Regions from separate parts of the Homo sapiens genome. Here region 2 is linked to region 1. Evidence: chromatin contacts called from ENCODE Hi-C or POLR2A ChIA-PET data. All regions are on one chromosome and are shown on one strand. The core of a region is the stretch at or near the end of the contact, and the rest is flanking DNA. Distances in the headings are between cores, read along the strand shown.

Evidence for each region. Hi-C counts contacts between places; a loop is a spot of excess contacts on that map. ChIA-PET counts read pairs that join two places held with the same protein, here RNA polymerase II (POLR2A). Pooled maps may share reads with other maps.
Region 2: POLR2A ChIA-PET joins it to region 1 with 24 read pairs in MCF 10A. The contact joins two enhancer-like sites. A Hi-C loop is called at or near these places in 4 of 168 maps with a recorded cell type or tissue (CD8-positive, alpha-beta T cell, endothelial cell of hepatic sinusoid, endothelial cell of umbilical vein and 1 more) and 1 of 50 pooled maps. POLR2A ChIA-PET finds 5 or more read pairs at or near these places in 3 of 52 experiments (GM10248, MCF 10A and OCI-LY7).

What each region holds. Positions count from the first base shown.
Region 1 is chr2:224,846,431-224,850,361 of GRCh38, reverse strand. It overlaps DOCK10 (dedicator of cytokinesis 10), which reads left to right. Exons shown (of 56, transcript NM_014689.3): 19 at 763-855. Among named protein-coding and RNA genes, the nearest start is that of CCDC195, 130 kb to the right of the region's middle. Within about 2 kb of position 1,665, at least 3 of the 41 ENCODE cell types and tissues checked have a DNase peak (open chromatin) inside an H3K27ac peak, as active enhancers do.
Region 2 is chr2:224,880,652-224,884,582 of GRCh38, reverse strand. The region is part of intron 7 of DOCK10 (dedicator of cytokinesis 10); the gene reads left to right. Among named protein-coding and RNA genes, the nearest start is that of MIR4439, 130 kb to the left of the region's middle. Within about 2 kb of position 1,887, at least 4 of the 41 ENCODE cell types and tissues checked have a DNase peak (open chromatin) inside an H3K27ac peak, as active enhancers do.

The DNA of each region.
Region 1 (3,931 bases), core at 416-2,915:
TCTTCAACAGTGTATTTGGGATCCCAGCCCCAGCCGGTGAATAGGCTCTTGACACTGTCATGAGAAGGATTTCAAGGATGACTCAGAAAATAGTGAAAGTACAGAGATTTACTGCAAAGCAAAAAGAACACACTCAGGAAAGAAGAGTGTGGGTGTACTCAAGAGAGATAGTCATCTGCAAAAAGGTTTAGGGCTTCTACCTTTATGGGTTTCTTTATATTCATGAAGATTTCTAAAGAAACTTTAGAACTGCCCAGGTACTGGGGGGAGTGTGATTTAGTATGTCAATGAGCATATAATGAGGTCCTAGGAGAAACCTAGGTCAAATCCAGCACCATGCTGGGTACAGTTGGTCTTAACCAGCTTGGCCCGCATCTCATTTTTTAGGGTCTTATTGGCCACTGACTTTTGCAGCTATTTCAACAGTATCCTTTTTGCTAGGCATGTGAAACCTCTGCCTGGAATTTTCTGTTCTCCTGTGGCCACCCTGTATTATTCCTGTCCCACAGGTATTTGGCCCTGGCGTATTAACTATATGATGAATGAAAGCCATCAAATTATCTTCAGCAGCTTTCATTGTATAATAAATGCAGGGTAGTAGGCCAAAGAAGTTCAAGGTTAATTAGATGCCAGCTTAGCCTGGCAAGTTATCACAAAGTTTGCCATTGTCCCAGGGTTGGTACTGAAGAGTTATGGACTTTTTTTTCACCCAGGGATAATTTCAGACACTCATAATTGTTCAACTCATAACTTTTCAAACAGTGTATTTATGGAAAACCTGGAGGGCCCCTCTTCACCTCAGCCGCCTACACAGCAGTTCTGCACCACTCTCAGAATCCGGATTTCTCAGATGAGGTAAGAGCTAGCCCTCCACTGCCCCCAGCGGTTCCTAAGAAAGGTGGGTAAATGTTCAGATAACCGTGCAGTGAAAAACACTCTCTCTAGACCTCATCAGACTAAGGACATGCCTTGGCAGGTATGTACTTACCAATATTTCTAAACTATATTAATTGGCAGTTGTTCCAGGAGTACGTTGCAAATTCATGTATTTCAGGACAGGAGTGACCTTTTAAAAAAAATGGAATGCTGGCCGGGTATAGTGGCTCACGCCTGTAATCCCAGCACTTTGGGAGGCCAAGGCAGGCGGATCACAAGGTCAGGAGATCAAGACCATCCTGGCCAACATGGTGAAACCCCGTCTCTACTAAAAATACAAAAATTAGCTGGGCGTGGTGGCACGTGCCTGTAATCCCAGCTACTCGGGAGGCTGAGGCAGGAGACTCGCTTGAACCAGGGAGTCGGAGATTGTGGTAAGCTGAGATCATGCCACTCACTGCACTCCATCCTGGCAACAGAGCAAGACTCCATCTCAACTAAAAAAATTAAAATTTAAATTTAAAAAAAAGATGCTTTTAGTGCTGGGATATATCTTGTCTTCTTTTCTTTTTCAGTGAATAATTTTTTTTCTTTTATTTCACTGACTAGTGAAGAGATTGTGTTAAATAGCTTTACCAATGAATGGCAGCATTTCATGTCATAAGGAAGAGAACAGAGAACTAGAGCCTGAGCCAATTCCATGGCTTATAACATGCCTGAACTTAAGGGAGCTTGGATCCCGTCATCTCTAAACATGACAGGGAACAAGCCTTGCCCTGGCAGACTTCCAAGACTCCTGCTGTGTGCCAAGCCTCAAGCTAAATTCCATGCACACATCATCTCCCTTAATCCCCACAGTAATTCCAAGAAGTTGGCACTATTATTACCTCCCTATTTGATGGATGAGAAAACTGTGGCTCAGAGAAGTCAAGTAACTTTACCAAGGGCACATAATAAGTGAGAGAAATCAAACCAGACCATGTGACTCCACAGCCTGAAGCTTCACCATTCTGCTCTAACACATAGAAAGTCATTGGGCTCATGGTCAATTACTATATACATGTTAGCTTACGTTACAAACAACTTTAGACAAAGAAGTTTCAGTGAAAAAATTTAATTTCTAACCATAAAGTGAAGGTCTGACTAGTGCAGCCTGCTGATGGGATGCCTGAGATTCACAATATCACAGCTTTTGTAGACGTTTTCTATGGCTGCTTTCACACATTATCACCATTTAGCAGCTTAAAACAGTATGCAATTGTTATCTTGCTGTTTTGGTGGTACGAAGTCTGAAATGACTCACAGGGCTAAAATCGAGCTTGCAGCAGGGTGACGAACCTTCAGGAGGTTCTAGGGAAGGTTCCAGTTCATCTCCTTTTCCAGCTTCCAGAGGCTGCCCACATTTCTTGGCTTTTGAGCCTTCCCAACAATCCCATCACTCTGACCTCGGCTTCTGTATCATTTCTCTTATGACTCTGCCTTCCTCTTATAAGGACTTTTGTGATGACACTGTGCTCATTTGGAAAATCCAGGATAATCTCCCCATTTCATGGTCCTTAACTTAATCACATCTGCTAAGTCCTACTTACCAGGTAAGGTGGCATATTGGCAGGATTAGAACATTCAGGACATCTAGTGGGTGCTGTCTTTCTGTCTCCCACACTGTGCACATTAATCATTTAAAAACCAATTAAAGGAACATCAGTGAAACTACCTGCCTGACATTCTTTCACTCTTCCATATGCGTTTAGTGCTCTTTAATTTTTCCCCCACAAATTCAGGACAGAAAGTGAAAAACAGTTAAGCAAAAACCATGACCACATTACACAATATTTACTGCTATTGGTTGGCCAAAGGGTCAACTGGTTGACAAAGCCCATCTGGAAGATGCATTTTCTGTAGATATATGATTTTTAAAAAAATTAATATTCTTACTGTTGTTAACTGTTTTAATCTTTCTCATTCTCATGTGTTTCCTGGAAGCCTCATGAAAGCCATGAGCTTTTTCACATGAGAATATGGACAGTTCTGGGAACTACTCAGTTGCTGAGATTGAGCTGCCTGCAGCTTACCGGAGTTCCAATGCAAAGTGATCATCCCAAGATGTGGGTTCTTGTCCTGAAAGATCCTCTTTTACTGACCACACCACCTGCACAGTAACTCAGAGCCCCCTAACATGTGCAGCCCTGCTTCCTAACACTGTGCCATGCTACTTCACAAGGCTACTGGGGAAAATGAAATGATGGTGTACGTGGCAGGGCTTTGAAAACTCAAAAGCACAATAAAATGTAAACAGTTAGTTGAAAACAATTCTTTCCAGAAATAGGGAGTATGCCCTTCATTCAGTATATTGTTTACCTAGATCCATTTTTATTTTATTTGCATTCAGAAGCATTATTTGTATAGCTACGGCATGGTCAGTTCCCAAAATGTCTCATTAGTTCTCACAGTAACACAGATATGTTTGTTAGTTTTAAAAAAAGAGATCAATTCCATGCCGAAGCTGCATCATTTACTATACCATATTACTCAACAATGTGCATATGAATTGTCTGGGGATCCTGTGAAAGGGCAGATTGCAATTGAGTGTGTCTAGGTTAATGTCTGAGACTCCAGCCTAGGCAACAAAGTAAGACATCTGTCTCTACAACAAGAACAACAACAAAAATCAAAAAGTTAGCCAGAGGTCATGGCCAGCCACAGTGGCTCATGCCTGTAATCCCAGCACTTCGGGAGGCCGAGACGGGTGGATCACAAGGTCAAGAGATTGAGACCATCCTGGCCAACATGGTGAAACCCTATCTCTACAAAAAATACAAAAATTATCTAGGTGTGGTGGCGTGCTCCTGTAGTCCCAGCTACTCGGGAGGCTGAGGCAGGAGAATCACTTGAACCCAGGAAGCGGAGGTTGCAGTGAGCTATCGTGCCACTGCACTGTAGCCTGGTGACAGAGCAAGACTCCATCTCAAAAAAAAAAAAAAAAAAGCCAGAGGTCAAGGCTGCAGTGAGCTGTGTTCGTACCACTGCACTCTAGTCTGGGCAACAAATGCAAGAC
Region 2 (3,931 bases), core at 638-3,137, 34 kb before region 1:
ATAATTCCATAGACCCCATTTGGACATTTGGCTTTCGAATCGCTGCTTCCTACTCTGATGAAATAACTGACCTTATTCCCTTTTATGTAATCATGGGAGCAATCAAAAGTGTTTTAGCAACCTTCCCTCAAATTTCACAATGGCACTGGCTCACTGAGGTCCAGGACTCTATTTCTGGTCACAGGCCAGTAGAGAAGTACTTTCTGTTACCCTCAAACCTCAGCATTCACCTAGCTTGTTACGAGCTGAAATTACATCACAGACCACTCCTGGAGGCCCTTGGATATGTGGATGCAAGTAGAGTTCTCTCCAGTCATTTAGTCCCGGCCTATTTCTGGATGGTTTATCTGTTAAAATCTGGAATTCTTCCAGGAAGTAATAAAGCTGAACTTTAAAAGGAAAAAATTAACTGTTTCTGAGCACTCTGCTGCAAGTGAAAGATAATTGCATTTTAACACAGATGCCAGCTTTCCATATGGAAAGGGCAATAATGACCTTAATGGAGGGTGGAGGCTATTTTCTACTGTTGGTCACAAAGGACACCTTTTGGCCTTAGAAACATGAAGTAAAACGTTAGCAGTAAAGATCAATAACTGCATTTTATAGACATTGAGCAGAAAATGTTAAATATTATCCTTTCCATTTGTACTTGAAAGCTTTCTCTAGCAAATGAGTCATCATTTTTTAAGAAGTACCATTGTAGTCTTTTGTTATATATTAAGTTTGCAGAAACCCAGGTTAATATGCAATATTTTTCTTCTTCAAAGAATCATAGAACTTATTGCTCTAATCTGACCTTCCTATGGAGGAACTGCTTCTCCATCATCTCTTACTTAGATTGTGTTTCAGTCTCTGCTTAAACATTGTCATGGAAAAAAAGGAGTATTGAAGGGAAAACACAAGCTTGGGATTCATGCAAGTCCGCATTCAAATCCTAGTTTTACCATTTACTACCCAAAGACTTTGAGTAAGTTACTTGACCAATTTGATCTCAGGTTCCTCATCTGTAAAACTAGAACAATGTGCTAATATGTGAAAAGAACTGGGAGATAGTGTATTTAGCCTTTCTCCCCTAATTCTTCCATTAATTTCAAAGGTCACAACCTAGGATATAGACATTCCATTATGGGAAAGTCTTCCTAGAAAACCTTGATTTACGTTCCGGATATTTTTTCCTAAGTGTGTTAATTTATCTATGTCTTTATTTATTCATTAACCTACTGATTCATTCAACAAACCCACTTAGTGCCTATGACATGCTAGAAACTACACCCAGGTGTGGGGAAGTCAATTCTTTATTGAAGTCAGAATCAGAGAGGGGCATCGCTACTTGCTCACTATCACACGATATCTCGAGAGCGATGATGGAGGTATGAATGGCAGAGACCATGGAATGCTCTGGGAACATGAAACAATGATGAACTCTTTCAGCTCAGGCTGTAAGTCTGTACAGAAAAAGCTGGGCCTGTCTATAATATTCCCCAAGGTAGATTTGGCATATGTATCTTTTAAAGAGTTCACCTCTATCCCTGCATTTATATTCCTCTTCATCAAGAAGCTTTATCCAGTATTCTCTACATCCTTTGTAGAGGCAGGGACCAGTTTCTTGGGATCACTCTGGGGAGACAAAACCTGGGTCACTTGTCACTTTGTGTGTGGGTCCCAGTTCTTACATATTTGCTTATAGTTCTTCCAGATGTGTAAGTTTTTACATCTGGAGAGAATTTGAGTGAAATAGTGCCAGTTTAACCATAGTTCTAGTAAGCTCTCAGGCATGAAATGTGCCTGAAGATGAATCATGTACACACAAAAGCACAGAGCAAATGAATAACTAGGATGAATCAGACCAGTTTTATGAAGAATCATTGCCAGGTTCCGTTGAATCAAACAAAAAAGAGGAACAACGTCTCTGCCTCAGAAAGTACTACTTAGCATCCAGCATTCTTAGGGAGTTCAAGTTCATTATAATCTTTAGTGAATATGCCATTTCAGTTTGATTCATTCAGACTTAATCCATATCATCGTTTTCCTTAGAATACTTTGGAATTCTTAGACGTATATTACAAGGGTGGCTCAAGTAGAGAGAAACTCCTTCCCAGCTTTCTCAGAGACTTTAGGTAATGTTTATGACTGACAATTTCCTGAATCTTGGCCAAAAAAAACACAAAACAAAACAAAGCCTAATCATGGTTTTCTATTTTTTCATAATATCATCAAAGAGTATTAGATATTTTTTATGGGCCTATGCTCCCAATCTGGAAAAGAACTTGGTTTTTGCTGCTTCAAGTTTTTTCTTCTGGGACTAAGAGATATTTAGGCCTGTGTTATCCTATCTTGTTCCTTCAGTTCATGTATTCATTCATTCATTCTCACATTCATTCATCTATCCATCCATTCATTCCAGGTTCTGCCACTGTAGAAGAGAATGAACAGCCCAAGAATCTCATCTGTTTTAGGTCCCTATCTCAGCAATGATAATAAGCTGATGTCACTTTAGACAGGCTTACATGGGTGTGGACAGTGTGGTGGACAAGGCTCATTTCCTTGAGTCTGCCACCATGTGGATATGGGTTCCAAGACAGTGGCTTCATGTGACTAACCAAAGGCTAGAAATGCAGATACCTCCTGTAGGTCAAGCAGCCCCCTGCATGCATGAAGAGAGGCCAGGTGTGAGAAACAGATGCAGCTTGGACTATGTAGACGTGGAGAATGCCTGCCTACAGAAAGCAAGTCATATTGGGAGCAGGGGAAAGAACATTACAAGGAAAACAAATCTAGAAGCCAAATATGACCCGTAAGCCTCGCATTAGCAACTCAAGTTCTGAAAATCTCACTTCCGAGAACAATAAGAACCAAAATTATACTTGTGGTTTTCTTCATCTAATATATTATTTGACAGCACTTGATGGAACATGAACTATGATTGTTCCATTTATTAAAATAAAATTCAGAGAGGTAGAGTGTCTTTCACAGGTCACAGAGCTAATGAATTGCAAAGTTTAACTTGAGGCAGAGGAATGTCCAAAATTACAGACAGATGCCCAAAGAAATGATGTATTATCATATGTAAAGTAGGCATACCCACATACATACATTTATTCTACCTACATAAGCTATGTGGGCAGAAAAAACACTACAAAGATATGTTCATGTGGAGCTTTAAGCAGTGAATTTTAGATATGGGATTCATTTCAGCAAATACTAGTATATATTGGAAAACTTGCAATGTGCAAACCATTGTGAAAAGAGCAAACTCTGAAAATAGGTGTGGCTCATGTCTTCAAAAAGCTTCCAGGATGTGGGAAGGATGCACAGAAAAAAAAACAAAACAAATATGGTACATGCAAAGAAAACAAGTAACACACTTCAAGCAATAAGTCCTGATAACATATGCAAGAATGAAATTACATTTATCACTGCATGATGCCATATCATATTACACACCTATTATATACATATATGTGTATATATATGTTACATATGTTGTCTTTCTGCTTATTTGCTTACTGACATTTCATTACACTAGAAGGTAAGTTCAATGAGGGAAAGCACTTTACTTGAATTTTTTCAGTTCTGTGTGACTGAAACATAGGAGGTACCCATTTAATTTTCACTGAATGAATGAACAAATAAACCTACAGAGAGTGGAGAGGATTTCATGGAAGGGAGCCATCGATACCAGAAACCTGGATTTGATGTTGTATGATTCCCTTAAGACTCTTCTTTTGTTCCTGCAAAATTCTATACAAGATACTAGCCACATAATAGGTATAATTAAATATTTGATTTGGGTAGCTTCCCTCTTTGATATTCAGTCCACCATTGGCTTGAGTGATTTTCTTGGAGTATCTACAGTTTGGAACTTTTTCAGATGAACATTGTGGAAGCAGAACAGTTTGCCACAACTCACTAAACATATCATGACAATAAG